Linked DNA regions of Homo sapiens: all the other regions are linked to region 1. A link is an interaction called in ENCODE POLR2A ChIA-PET data of the cell type or tissue named here. Cell type or tissue: MCF 10A. All regions are shown on one strand.

Region 1 (5,000 bases):
GTTCGAGACCAGCCTGGCCAACATGGTGAAACCCCATCTCTACTGAAAATACAAAAATTACCCAGGCGTGATGGCACACGCCTGTAATCCCAGCTACTTGGAAGGCTGAGGCAGGAGAATTGCTTGAACCCAGGAAGTGGAGGTTACGGTGAGCCAAGATCGCAGTGCCACTGCACTCCAGCCTGGGTGACAGAGGGAGACTGTCTCAAAAAAAAAAAAAAACCAACAAAACCCAAATAAGAGTGGACAGACAGGAATTGGAAACTATAAAGATAACTCTCTCAAAGAACTTTGCTAGTTAAGAGTTGTTTTTTCTGTTATTTTGTGTGTGTGTGTGTGTGTGTGTGTGTGTGTGTGTGTGTATGTCTGTTTTTTTGTGAGAGAGGATCTCACTCTGTCACCCAGGCTGGAGTGCACTCTTTGTTTACTTCCATCCCATCGCGAGGCCAGGTTTCGCCAGCCTGTTGTGAGAGGACATGTTAGGTGAGGCCATTACACCTAACCGTAGCTTACTGCAGCCTCAACCTCCTGGGCTCAAGCAGTCCTCCCACCTCAGCCTCCCAAGTAGCTAGGACTACAGGCATGCACCATCACACCCAGCTAATTTTTGTATTTTTTGTAGAGACAGTGTTGGGTGGGGTGTTTTGTCATGTTGCCCAGACTGGTCTCAAACTCCTGAGCTTAGGCATTCCTCCTGCCTTGGCCTTACAAAGTGGTAGGATTACAGGTGTGAACTACTCCACCTGGCCTGTTTTTTTTCCTTCTTTTTGAGTCAGTGTCTCACTCTGTCACTCAGGCTAGAGTGTAGTGGTATGATCATAGCTCACTGTAACCTCGACCTCCTGGGCTCAAGCAATCCTCCCGTCTCAGCTTCCCAAGTAGCTGGGACTACAGGCAAACGCCACCTCACTTGCCTAGTTAAAAAATTTTTTGTAGAGATGGGATCTCGTTCTGTCGCTTGGGCTGGTCTCGAACTCCTGGGCTCAAGTGATCCTCCTGCCTCAGACTGCCAAAGTCTGGGATTACAGGCGTGAGCCACCACACCTGGCCTGTTTTATTTATTTATTTTTCTTTTTGAGTCAGGATCTCACTCTGTCACCCAGGCTGATCTCAAACTCCTGGGCTCAAGCGATTCTTCTGGCTCAGCCTCCCAAAGTTTGGGATTACAGTAGTGAGCAACCACACTTGGTGGGGTTTTTTTTGTTTTGTTTTGTTTTGTTTTGTTTTTTAGATGGAAAAAATTTACCACGTTTGTAATAATCTAGAGAGGAATAATGAGAGAAAGAGAAGGAAAAGAAGATACAAGAAAGCAAAGAGAGAATTGCAGCAGCCATTTCCTGGATGTAGTACATGGATAGGGGAGGAATCACCCACAGACAGGAGCAAGGAGAGTTCACCTGTGGTGTCAGGTGGGCAGGCAGAGCATGTGGGTGCAGGTACTGGTCACTGCCCAATGTGGTGTGCATCTATAAAACTCTTCTGCTTGCTTTAGTTTTTTGTTTTTTTTTTCCCCCTAGAGACAGTGTCTCACTCTGTCTCCCAGGCTGGAGTGCAATAGCACAACCATGGCTCGCTTCAGCCTTGAACTCCTAGGTTCAAGTGATCCTCCTGCCTTGACCTCCTGACTAGCTGAGACTACAGACACACGCCACTGTGCCCGGCTAATTAAAATAATTTTTTTTGTAGAGACAGGGATCTCACTATGTTGCCCAGGCTGGTCTTGAACTCCTAGCATCAAGCGATCCTCCTGTCTCTGCCTCCCAAAGTGCTGAGATTACAAGCCTGAGCCACTGTGCCCCAGCCTGCGTAAATTTTCTTTTTTTCTTTTTTTTTTTTTTTGAGGCAGAGTCTTGCTCTGTCGCCCAGGCTGGAGTGCAGTGGTGCAATCTCGGCTCACTGTAACCTCTGCCTCCCAGGTTCAAGCAATTCTCCTCCAGGCATGCGCCACCATGCCCAGCTAATTTTTGTATTTTTAGTAGAGGCAGGGTTTTGCCATGTTGCCCAGGCTGGTCTTGAACTCCGGAGCTCAAGTGATTTGCCCATCTCGGCCTCCCAAAGTGCTGGGATTACAGGCATGAACCACCACGCCCAGGCTTAAATTTTCTTAGTGAAATGGGAAGCAAGGCCCCTCCCTCTGCCAGCAGTTAGGGGAGGAGGTGTGAACTAGCCATTCAGGCAGTGGGAGAGTAAACAGAGCAGGAATGGATCATAGGAACACCAGGTAGCATTCAGCTCCCCACTTGAGGATCTGTTTCTGATGTGTTAGTTCAGGGGCCAGTCCTTCCTTGAAACAGCCAAAGATTAAATGGCCTCGTGAGGTTCTTTCCTGCTTGTGTGCCCACTTGAGGGTGCATGTGGTACAGGAACACTGGACTTGGTGTCAGATGGGATGAGCCCTGGCTCTGTTTCCTAGCAGCAATCTGATCTTGAGCTAGTCACTGGACATTTCTGAACCTCAGCTTCTGCAGAATGCAATGACATCTTCCAATGTAGCTCTGTAGTCATTGTGTAGACCACAAGGTTGTACAGACGGCAGGTAATATTCTGGAGAGCCAATTAAGAATGTGAGCCCTGAAGTCACAAAGCCTGCATTTGAATCATAGTTTACCCGTGTAACACCTCTGTTTCCTCATCTGAACAGTGAAGGTTCTTGGCCTCAGTTGAAGATGTGAGCATTTAGTCAGTGGTGCTACAACAGCCGTGGTTGACAGATGAAGTGTTCTCAAGGACCAAGCACAGGGTTTGACACTTTAGGCTCTGATTCATGTCCTGCCAAGCTGGGCCTGGAGGAAGCCCCCAAGCCTGGCTGGCAGCTGTTGTCCCAAGTGAGGGGGACAGTAAGCCAGGCCAGCAGTCCAGTTCAGGAAGGGGCCCACTTCAAAGGAGTGGGTCAAGAGCACTGTTTGCCTTTCTGGAGTGCTGGGCTGGGGCAAAAGGACCTGAGAGCTGAGGTGGTTCACCCAGACACCTGGGCAGATGACTAAAAGATGATTGTCTTGTCTGGGAAAGAAGCCAGGATGTGGTTTGGGTGGAGCTGGGTAAAGAACCTGGGTTTCAGAATCAACTTCTTCCTTGTTGTGTAGGAAAAGGCGAGCCAGACTCAGGGAACAGTGGGACCCACTTCCCGGCGCTGTGCAAGTCAGAGTTCCTTGTAAGCAGGGTCTGGGCCTCACTTATCATGGATTTGCCCTGGTGCCTTTCACTATTGGTCGAATTGAGTATTTCGGAAGGAGAACTTGTTTAAAAGACAGCCACCGCCCACACATTCAGAATCCATACTATCCGTCTATTACAGTGGAGTTATCCATTGTTTTCGCAGCTGTCTCCCTCTCTCATAACAACAGCTGTTACCCATATTCTAGCATCCACCCATTGCTGTCTCCATTCCTATGGGTAAAGTGGAGTTGCCTGCCTTCTCAGTGCCAGGCTGACCACAGTGCCATGGGGCACCACAGGCAGGTCCAGAGCCTGGGCCAGGAATCAAGAGACCAGAACACTGGTCTTGACTGGCCACTAGCTGAGTGACTCTGAGGTTGTGGGCAAATTATTTCCTCTCTTTAACCTTCTAAACTGGGGGAGCCTTGTTGCTAATAACTTGGCTCACACTGGCCAGGTCTCTCCTGGGCCAGTGGTGAGAATTCTGAGAGTGTGGCTTTGGCTCTTGCTTTCTGTGCTTTGACCAGAAGTTGCAACAACACTTACAGGTTCATTCTTGCCGACCTGAATTCGGTAGCGAGAGATGAAGTTAGGTTTTCCTGTTGTGTCAACCACCAATAGAAGCCCATTGAAGCTCCAGAAGAAGAGACAAGGCACTTGGATGGCACCTGAGATTGGGAAACAGAAACAGTCAGGGCGACTTTGGGTTCTCACAGCACATAGACTAACAGAACATACTTTTTTGTGGTGACTGAGGCTTCATCCTAGACATTTCTTTGCCAGGGAGGTCTTAGGGCTTGGGACCAAGGGGTTACCTGTAGTCTTGGGTAGGAACTTGGACAGGCCATTTAAGGAGTGTCTCCATTTTCTTAGCCATAAAATAGGGACAACCTTCAAGGTGGTTGGTGGTTTTCATATAAATACATATGAAAGTATGTTAAGATATATAATACCCTCTAAAATAGAAATGAATTCAGGTTGACATTTGGGAGTCTGCGCCCACTGAACCCTTTATGAATTGCCAAGGAAGGAGAAGCAAAGGAAGTACTCTGTATGGTATGGGTCACAGTGAGCCCTGGGCTAGGAGTCAGTCAGGAAACTTAATCCCTGTCATCCTACTAACTGAGCAGCAGAACTTCAGGTGTCATCTAGTCAGTATAAGTGGAAAACTCATCGTTGTTTTTTTTTTGTTGTTTGTTTGTTTGTTTTTTTGAGACAAAGCCTCTCTCTGTCATCCAGGCTGGAAGTGCAGTTGTGTGATCATGGCTCACTGTAGCCTCGACCTGCCAAGCCGAAGTGATCCTCTTGCTTCAGCCTCCTGAATAGTTGGGGCTACCGGCACCTGCCACCATGCCCAGCTAGGACTCGGCTTTGCTTAATTCCATGTCTGTGCCCCTCCACCAGCACCCTTCATGCTCCATCAACCGAAGTAACTGTGGCGGCTGGGACTTGGAAAATACTTGCCAGCACTGTAGGGGAGTAGGATTGGTACAAACCTTCTAGAGGGCAATTTGGCAGTAACTGAAGTAATAAAGTGAGAGAGTCAGAGAGCCAAGACAGAAAGGGAGAAAGAAGAAAAGGACACACGTCTGTTTGTATGCATAAATGTCCGTCACAGCATTAAAAAAAAAATTTAAGCAGCCTAAATACCCATTAGTAGGGAAGGGACTAAACAGATTAGAGTATTTCCATATAATGGAATAGAATGGGAAGCTTAGAGTATTAAGTAAGGCTACATTAATAGGCATGGAAAGATACCTACAATCTATTCAATGAAAAAAAGATTTAAAAATAGTTGGTATCTCATAAGTACAACTATATACCCAATATATAAAAGATGCACA
Region 2 (5,000 bases), 110 kb before region 1:
TTTGCAAACAGGAAAGTGGTGTGGTCCAACAGAACCGTATGGGAAGTCAAAAGCAGGAGACTCGGGTTTGGATCCTCACACCATCCCTCTCTGTCGACCTTCCTTGCAAGGGCTGTGTGAACTGGACAAGCCACTTCACCCCTCCAAGGACTCAGTTGTTCCACTGAAAAGAGAAGATGTACTAATAACTCTGCCCCAGGGTCACTGTGAGATCATGTAGTCTGAACCGCACTAAGCACTTTGCAGAGTGTTTTGCTCTTCCTTTAGCCCCAGCTTGTTTTCCAGGGTGGAGAGTGGAGGTGAGGAAGGAAGCCCAGGACCAGGGCTGTGGAGGAGGGGAGACTCAGCGGGTTGCCACCATTTGTTTACTCACCTGAGTCTCTCTGCCTCTAGCCTAGCTGTGCTCCCCGCTAAGGTAAAGAGGTGGGGTAGCCTTGCTCGGCCAATGAGCTGCCGTCGCTCTCTTAAAGGCACCCAGCGTCTGGAAGGAAAACTAGCCTGGCAACCTGGAGAGCTCCCGGGCCAGAGCCAGGAGGCAGCTGTGCGATCTGGATGTACCTAAACCCTCCAGGGCCACATAGTGACCCCAGGCCCTGGTCACTCCATGCTTTGGAGGGTGCTTTTGTCAAAGAGGCCTCCTTTCCCTCACCCAGAGCTGGATTTCCAAGAGGCTCCCATACCTAGCTGCCCTGGCAGACTCCCAGGGAGGAAAAACAGCGTGGCCTTGGCAGCTGCCCCGAGGAAGGAGCCCACAGGTGACAGGGAGAAGCCATTGCCATTCCCTGTCCTGGCCCCCTTCAGCAACCCTGGTGAGTCCTAGCACTCTGCGTTTCTTGAACCTCAGGACAGCAGGGTGTGGTAGGAAGATCCTTCTCCCTAGGGGCAGAAACCTTGGGTGCTGGTTCCAGCCCTGCTGTGTGACCCTGAGCGAGTCACTCCAGCTCTCTGAACCTCACATTCCCCATCTGGGAAAATGAGGAGCTCAAATTCCACTCTCAGCTTTCCTCTTCTATTGTTTTCCCTTGTCACACCCCTTGTTCTGAAAGATTTAAGTCTGTCAGCTGCACCTGTTACATAATAATTTGTTAATTGGTTTTCCTCTTCTATGTGAATTGTGGCCCTGTAATAGCCAATCAGTGTTTTTTGGTTAGCAGACACAAACCACTAAATTGATGCAGGTTTAGCCAAAAGCAGTGTAGTATTTTATTCTGTCTGTGAGATCTTATCTAGAGTCGATATTTGATTTTCATTTGACCTTTTGAAATATGAGAAATAGAGCATTTGTGAGTAATTTCCAGGGAATGGGGTCCCCAGGTGGGGAACTCCTAGATCTAGTTTGCATGGGGTTTATAAGGACACCAGCAAAATCCTGCCTTCACGCCCAAGCTGAGCTTTGGTCTCTGCAGTGCTGCCTCACACACAGGGTTCATTCTTGAAAGTGAAAGCTTTGGACTTAAAAATTTCCTATGTGGAGAGACTGCTCCCAGGAGTCCCCACAGTGAGTTTACCCCACCTCTAGCTGGCTGAGGCTAGGGAAGCCTGGTTGGGGGAGCTGAGGTCTCCCTCAGCCCTCTGTTAGGGTGTGGCCAGGAGAGTGATGGGAACAGGTAGGTATGAACACAGGGCCTGGAGGCCAGGAATATATGGTAGATACCGCTTGTGCTGAAAATCAGGAGCTAGGCCTGCAGTTCTGGTTCTGCACTGACTAGCTCTGTGACCTCAGGCAAATTGTTTACCTCTTTGAACTCAGTTTTCCCAGCTGCAAAATGGGGATTGTAATCTGGGCAATGCTTGCCTACCAGGATTGTTCTTATGACCAAACAAAGTCTGTTCCATGGAAGCTTAGATTCCACAGATTTTAAGATAAATTCAGATTTAAAAATACATTTTGGGATTGATGAGGTAAGGTAATGAATGTTTTGTAAAATGCGGCCTCTGTAGTAATTATTTTCTCCAATCACTGTGTGATAATAATTAATGTGATAAAAGAATTACTGATTATGATGGAATCGTGGCTGCTTGTTTAAATCCTTTTACTTTAAAAAAATACCATTTACTGGGACTTTTTGAAATGTACAATCATATAAACAAAAAGAAAGGGGAAATAGCTCACTGAGTCATGGTATTTTCTAACGACTCGTGGGATGGGAACCCAGTCCTGGAATGTGGCCCCATTGGAAGCAGCAGGATAATACAATGGTTAGAACAGGCATGTTGGAGTAGAGGATCTTGGGCTCAAATATATACTGTAAGACCTACTGATGACCCTGGGTGTAAGTCACTTTTCTTTTCAAAGCCCCTTCTGTGCAGTCACTTGAGCTTCAGCCACCCTGTTCTCTCCTTTCCTGCAGCTCCCTGCTGAGTAAATAAATCTCAGAGAATGTTGGTTTCAAGGGTTGTGGCAGCACCCTCTCTCGGGGTAGAGCCTATGGTAGAAGGAGTGGAGTGAAAGTGAAAGCCAAAACAGTTTCTAGGAATAGGGAACTCAGGCAGGTATTTGAGTAACAATGTGTGTGAGCGTTGTGTGCGTATACGCATGTGTGCATGTGCACAGGAGCTAATGAAATTAAAAATGAAGCCGGGTGCGGTGGCTCACGCCTATAATCCTAGCACTTTGGGAGGCTGAGGCAGGCAAATCATGAGGTCAGGAGTTTGAGACCAGCTTGGCCAACATGGTGAAACTCCGTCTCTACTAAAAATACAAAAAAATTAGCTGGGCGGAGTGGTGGGCACCTGTAATCCCAGCTACTCAGGAGGCTGAGGCAGGAGAATCGCTTGAACCCGGGAGGCAGAGGTTGCAGTGAGCCGAGATCACGACACTGCACTCCAGCCTGGGCGACAGAGCGAGACTCTGTCTCAAAAAAAAGAAGAAATTAAAGTTGAAGATTTTAAGGCCCCTGAAGGGTCATGTTAGCCAGTCCCCTGCTCTGGGGCAAGCCTCTCTTTTTTTTTTTTTTTTTTTTTGAGTCAGTTTCACTTATTGCCCAGGCTGGAGTGCAATGGCTTGATCTCGGCTCACCGCAACCTCCGCCTCCCGGGTTCAAGCGATTCTCCTGCCTCAGCCTCCTGAGTAGCTGGGATTACAGGCATGTGCCACCACGCTCAGCTCATTTTGTATTTTTAGTAGGTCAGGCTGCTCTTGAACTCCCGACCTCAGGTGATCTGCCCGCCTCGGCTTCTCAAAGTGCTGGGATTACAGGCATGAGCCACCGTGCCCGACCAAGCCTGTCTTTTAACCAACACTGAAACGTTGCTGCTGAACACCAGGGAAGACTCCTAAACGTTTTCCTTGGTAACCAGCCTTGGCATCTCAAAATCCTCCCAAGAGTGAATGCGGGGTGTGTGCGAATATTTTTTGAGTGCCTTGGGTATCTGAGTTAGAGTTCCAGGGACACCGAATGACCAAACCTTGGGGAAAAAATAGATTTGAAGTGAATGGACTAGGGAGCAGAAGGGATTGGGAATTCCTCCAATTAGGAACTTTAGTGGAGTAGCTATAGTTATTGCGTACCTACGATGAGCTAACAATTTTACTAGATGTTTTGAAGTCATTACCTTATTTATCCTCACAGTAGCCCATTTTACTATTCCCATTTTACAGGAGAGAGTATTGAAGCTCAGGGAGGCTACAAATCTTAAATAAAATTACTCAGACAAGCAGTGGCAGAACTCCGAATCAGGTCTTTATATGTCTAAATCTGGAGCCTGGGGCCCTTACCCCTTCCACCAGAAGTTACAAATCAGGCTAGACTGCAGTTCTCGGTTGTGTTTTGTTTGGCCTACACAGTGGTGTTTTACTATTTTTTGTTTCTTTTTGAGATGGAGTCTTGCTCTGTTGCCCAGGTTGAAGTGGAATGGTGCAATCTCAGCCCCCTGCACCCTCTGCCTCCCGGGCTCAAGCGATTCTTGTGCCTTAACATCTGTAGCAGCTGGGATTACAGGCGCCCGCCACCACGCCCAGCTATTTTTTTGTATTTTTAGTAGAGATGGGGTTTTGCCGTGTTGGCCAGGCTGGTCTCGAATTCCTGACCTCAGGTGATCTGCCCGCCTCAGCCTCCCAAAGTGCTAGGATTACAGGCATAAGCCACCATGCCCAGCCTTTTACTGTTTAAAAAGTTAGATGCCAACATTTTATTTTGTTTTGAGACAGAGAGTATCACTCTGTCACCCAGGCTGGAGTGCAGTGGAGCCATCTCGGCTCACTGCAACCTCCACATCCAGGGTTCAAGCGATCCTCCTGCCTCAGCCTCCCAAGTAACTGGGATTACAAGCATGCACCACCACACCTGGCTAATTTTTGTATTTTTAGTAGAGATGGGGTTTCACCATGTTGCCCAGGCTGGTCTCCAACTTTTGACCTCAAGTGATCCACCTGCCTTGGCCTCCCAAAGTGTTGGGATTACAGGTGTGAGCCACTGCACCCAGCTGATGGCAACATTTTAAAATGAGATCATTTGGCCAGGCACAGCAGCTCACACCTGTAATCCCAGCACTTTGCGGGGCTAAGGCAGGCAACTTGCTTGAATCCAGGAGTTTGAGACTGACCTGGGCGACATGGCAAACTCCGATCTCTACAAAAAATTCAAAAATTAGCCGGGCGTCATTGAGTGCATCTGTTGTCCCAGCTACTCAGGAGCTGAGGCAGGAGGATTTCCTTGAGCCAGGGAGGTAGAGGTTGCAGATAGCCAAGATCAAGCTGCTGTACTCCAGCCTGGGTAAGAGAATGAGACCCTGTCTCCAAAAAAAAAAAAAGAAAAAGAAAAAAAAGGAGAGAGAGAGAGACAGACTATTTAATATAAAAATCTAGAGTCTAACATGTCTTTAAAAACCAGAAGAAAGATCTGGCACTATATGTCCACATTCTCATATGCCAACAACCAACTTGAGCTGCTGCTTTTAAACAGGGCTTGTGACATCTAGTTTGCTACAGTCCCTACCATTCCCTACTATTCTACCCAGCCTACTTTCTCATTTGTGATGCCAGCCTGGCCCCACAAGCC
Region 3 (5,000 bases), 52 kb after region 1:
AATAAACCTGGACTCTCAGCAATGAAGGAAGAAAAGTCCTACAAATACTGTGGCGACCAGGTAACTCCTCTGCACACACCAAGGTAAGAAAAGCTGCGGGGGCGGTGAAGTACTTCTTTGGTGGTCAGGACATCCTGGAGGTTGAAAGTGTGTGAATAAGATGCACAGTTGAGTGCAAAGCAAGTGTGCAGTCCGGATCTGTGGTTCCACGGTCACCTCATATGGCTTAGGGCAGCTTTCCTGTCATGAGGCTTATACCGACCCGCCAATGCTAAGAGGGACCCAAATTCCCATAAGGGAAGTGGCCGGAGAAGGATGAAACAAAAGTAGGGGAGTGCAAGAAACCTCCAGTGGCAGGGGAGGGGTTGAACCTTCAGGGAAAAGGGGGCAAGAAATCTCTCATAAAAGAGGTTGAGCCACACAGACTCAGGAAACTCAGGGAAACACCTAAAACTTCCAGAATGGGAAATACCTCAAGCAGGACAGGAAATAAGAAGGATAAGACAGACAATAAAATTCCCTCTGATAGCCCTCTAGGTCTCATGTTAACATACTGGAAGGATAATGAAAGGACCAAACACAAGAAAAAGCAACAAACGATAAAATATTGCTGTTTTATTTGGACCAAAAAACCTATCCTCAAACCTTCAGTCTTTTGGCCAAAAGTTTCGATCTAGTGAGGATTGGATTTGTCAGCTTTTAATAGGGTATGTCAATAACAAAAGTCCTGTCTCCCAGGAGGAAATAGACTATGCCCTGTGTTGGTGGTGGGGGCCTGTCCTCTGTTCCCTAAAGGATACGGGGGACAAGCCAGAAGCTACTTCTTCTCAAGAAATTAATATCCCTCATCCCAAAAAGTCAACCAACACGTGGGACCCCTTAGACCACCTTCCCCCACCAAACACCACTAACTTCCCTCCCCCTCCAGTAGCTGCAACTGCCCCAGACCCTTCCCCAGCTCACTTTGTTTCTTCCCCTTATAATCCTGACTTGGGGTCTCCCTAGCCTGAATGCCCTTCCCCAGGAAGACTTCAACGTGAGATAGAACAGTGTAAAAAAGATATCCAAAACTTTCCTTTCCCCACTACCTCGAGAATCTGCTCCAACGATCTTTCCCTTAAGGGAAGTGCTTCTAGGAGGAGGGGGCATTTGTTTTGTGAACGCCCTGTTAACCAGTTCAGAAGTCCGAAGCCTAAAAAGGGCTCAAACCACTCTTAGACAATCCCTATGGAGTAGCAGATCAAATTGATCAATTTCTAGGACCCCAGTTGTATACTTGGACTGAGTTAATGTCCATCCTAGGCATCCTCTTTTCGGGAGAGGAAAGAAGCATGATCTGCACTATGACGGTTTGGGAACGTGAACACCCCCTCAGTCATAACGTCCTTGCAGCTAAACAAAAGTTCCCAGCCCAAGATCCTCAATGAGATAACAATGTAGCCCATTGAGGGAATATGAGAGATCTTAGAGATAGGATAATTAAAGGGATTCGGGAATCAGTTCCTCGAACTCAAAATATACCAAAGCTTTTAATATACAACAGGGAAAGGATAAAGGACCTACGGAATTCTTAGAGAGGCTTAAAGAGCAAAGGAGGAAATATGCTGGCCTAGAATTAGAAAACCCCCTTGGATGAGGAATGTTAGAGCTCCGTTTTGTCACCAGATATTACAAAGAAATTACGAAAGATAGAAAATTGGAAAGACCATCCCATAGAAGAGCTTTTAAAGAGAATGAAAATGTATATGTACGGAGGGATGAGGAAAGGCAAAAGCAAAAGGCAGAGAATTGGCTTTGAATGGATTGAAGGTATCATATCCCTACCTGTGTCAGAAACAAAACAAGAGCTCAGAAAATTTTTGAGATTGGTTGGATACTGTTGCCAATGAATTGACTCTTATGCCTTAGAAACAAAACCTTTGTATGAAAGACTCACCCAAGAAGAGCCAGACCCCCTTCTCTGAACTCTAGCAGAAATCAAACAAGTAGAAAAGTTAAAACATTTACTAGTGACTGACCCTGTTCTAGCTTTACCCTCCCTAGAACAGCCATTCCATCTTTTTGTCAGTATTAAGCAAAGGAGTGGCTTTAGGGGTACTCACCCAAGAGCATGGGGGCCACTGGCAGCAACAGCCTTGCTCAGGGAGGAAAGCAGAAAATTAACCTCTGGGGGAAAACTCATTGTTAGCACACCTCACGAAGTCAGAACTATCCTCAACCAAAAGGCAGAAAGGTGGCTCGCTGACTCAAGAATTTTAAAATATGAAGCTATCCTGCTAGAGAGAGATGACCTGACACTAACCACTGACAATTCTCTAAATCCAGCTGCTTTTCTAACCAGGAATCCAAACCAAAAGGTAACAGGGAACCCACAACCAATGGAACCTGAGCATAAATATTTAGACCTAATTAGTTACCAAACCAAAGTTAAGACTAGACTTATGTGAAACTCCTTTTCAAACAGGGAAACATCTTTTTGTAGATGGTTCCTCCCAGGTAATAGAAGGAAAAAGGGATTACAGATACTCTGTAGTTGACAGAGATACCCTCACAGAAATAGAATCAGGAAGATTACTCAATGACTGGTCCGCACAGACGTGCGAGCTAATTGCTCTAAATCAAGCCTTAAAATTTTTACAAAATCGGGAGGGAACAATTTATACTGACTCCAAATATGCCTTTGGAGTAGTATATACCTTTGGAAAAATCTGGACTGAATGAGGCCTTACTAACAGTAAAGGTCAAAACCTAGTCCATAAGGCCGGGTGTGGTGGCTTGTGCCTGTAATCCCAGCACTTTGGGAGGCCGAGGCAGATGGATCACAAGGTCAGGAGATCAAGACCATCCTGGCTAACACGGTGAAACCCCGTCTCCACTAAAAATACAAAAATTAGCCAGGCGTGGTGGCGGGTGCCTGTAGTCCCAGCTACTCGGGAGGCTGAGGCAGGAGAATGGCGTGAACCCGGGAGGTGGAGCTTGCAGTTAGCCGAGATCACACCACTGTACTCCAGCCTGGGCAACAGAGTGAGACTCCGTCTCTAAAAAAAAAAAAAAAAAAAACCTAGTTCACAAAGAGTTAATAATACAAGTATTAGATAATCTCCAGCTTCCTGAGGAAATAGCTATTGTTCATGTCCCAGGACACCAAAAAAAACCCTCTCCTTTGAAAGTCGGAGAAATAATCTAGCCAACCAAATAGCCAAACAGGCTGCCTCTTCCCAAGCTACACCCATTTTTCATTTAACCCCTCATCTTCCCCCTTCCACTGCACTTCCCATCTTCCCCCACGCAGACCAGGAAAAACTAAAGAAATTAGGAGCTGAGGAAAACTCAGAAGGAAAATGGGTATTACCAGATGGAAGAGAAATGTTATCCAAGCCTCTTATGAGGGAAATACTGTCACAACTTCATCAAGGATCTCATTGGGGTCCTCAAGCTACGTGTGATGCAGTCCTTAGAGTCTATGAATACACAGGAATATACACCCTCACTAAGCAAGCAGTGGATGGTTGCATAGCGTGCAGAAAGACTAATAAGCAAACCCTAAAGAGGCAACCTCCTGGAGGAAGGAACCCACGGTCAAGGCCATTCTGAAGTGTCCAGGCTGACTATACTGAAATGCCCCCAATAGACCACCTCAAGTATTTGCTAGTAATAGTAAAATACCTCACCCACTGGGTAGATGCCATCCCCTTCCCAAGCACAACAGCCAGTAATGTGGTCAAAGCCCTGTTAGAACACATCATACCCAGGTTTGGACTAATAGAAAACATTGATTCAGACAATGGGACCCACTTCACTGCATACATCATTAAAGGACTAACCTAGGCATTAGAAATAAAATGGGAATATCATATTCTCTGGCATCTGTCCTCATCAGGGAAAGCAGAAAGAATGAATCAAACTTTAAAAAATCACCTAACCAAGTTAATCCTGGAAACTCGGTTACCATGAACAAAATGTCTTCCCATTGCCTTACTCAAAATCCGGACTGCCCCTTGAAAGGACCTTGGCCTGTCCCCTTATGAAATGCTCTATGGGTTGCCTTACCTAAATTCCACTACTGACCTTTCTACATTTGAAATGAAAAATCAGTTTCTCAAAATCTATGTATTTGGTCTGTCTTCCACCCTTTCCTCCCTCAGGATTCAAGGCCTCCTAGCGCAAACACCACCTCTCAAATTCCCAGTCCACCAACATCAACCCAGAGATCACATCCTTGTCAAAATCTGGAAAGAGGGAAAGCTTGAGCCCACCTGAGAAGAACCTTACCTAGTGCTCCTAACAACTGAGCAGTCCGAACTGCTGAAAAGGGGTGGATCCATTATACCCAAGTCAGAAAGGCACTGCCCTCTCCAAAGCCATGGACCGTCGTCCCAGGGCCAACTCTCACCAGAGTAACATTAAAGAGAAAAGCCTAATCTGTCTTTTTTTCCTCTTCTCTTTCCCTTAGCTGCCTCTCGTCTTATTATTAACTTAACTAGGTCAAGCTCACCCCAAATCCAAAGCATTACTTTCAATGCTTGTCTTGCCATGCCCCGAGGGAATCTCCAAAGTCAGAGACAGCTAGCCTCCTAGAAAAGCTCTGCCCATCCACCCCTTCCAAACCCAGCACCACCTATAACCTTTGCAATCAACAACCATGAGCCTTCCAGGGGTTATGATATAGTTGGGGAGCTGTTATCTGGACTACCAAATATCAGGGCTGGACCTCCTCAGAAGGCTGCACCACCCTAAAATCCTACCTCCACTTCACCATAGGAATCACCCCCTCAAATTGCCAAATCCACCAGTGCAACCCAGTACTTCTCTCTATTCTTATCCCCACCTCCACTGACCCTAACCCCACTTGTCTTTATGGCCTAGGAATGGATGTCACTGGAAAAGACCCCATAGGCTCCTCTAAAATATCTTTCATTGGCTGGGCGTGGCGGCTCACACCTGTAATCCCAGCACTTTGGGAGGCCGAGGCAGGCGGATCACAAGGTCAAGAGATTGAG

What was found. Peaks named below come from ENCODE experiments on the same cell type or tissue, not always from the same donor. Only the 100,000 strongest peaks of a DNase experiment are listed, where the experiment ranks them.
Region 2: POLR2A ChIA-PET joins it to region 1 with 6 read pairs; 6 of 35 experiments call an interaction of 5 or more read pairs at or near these places.
Region 3: POLR2A ChIA-PET joins it to region 1 with 6 read pairs; 2 of 35 experiments call an interaction of 5 or more read pairs at or near these places.

What each region holds. Positions count from the first base shown.
Region 1 is chr5:154,827,099-154,832,098 of GRCh38, forward strand. It overlaps FAXDC2 (fatty acid hydroxylase domain containing 2), which reads right to left. Exons shown (of 9, transcript NM_032385.5): 5 at 3,703-3,824. It overlaps MIR378H (microRNA 378h), which reads left to right and starts at 2,360; the gene lies at 2,360-2,442. In MCF 10A, no CTCF peak of the experiment used is centred here; DNase peaks (open chromatin) are centred at 2,263, 2,653, 3,013 and 3,703.
Region 2 is chr5:154,712,322-154,717,321 of GRCh38, forward strand. It overlaps a transcript of LARP1 not described here. Among named protein-coding and RNA genes, the nearest start is that of MIR1303, 29 kb to the left of the region's middle. RefSeq lists enhancers at 67-613, 3,265-3,434 and a cis regulatory region at 3,350. In MCF 10A, no CTCF peak of the experiment used is centred here; no DNase peak of the experiment used is centred here.
Region 3 is chr5:154,879,010-154,884,009 of GRCh38, forward strand. It overlaps LOC124901119 (a long non-coding RNA gene), which reads left to right. Exons shown (of 2, transcript XR_007059011.1): 1 at 1-83; 2 at 4,146-4,421. Among named protein-coding and RNA genes, the nearest start is that of CNOT8, 23 kb to the left of the region's middle. In MCF 10A, no CTCF peak of the experiment used is centred here; no DNase peak of the experiment used is centred here.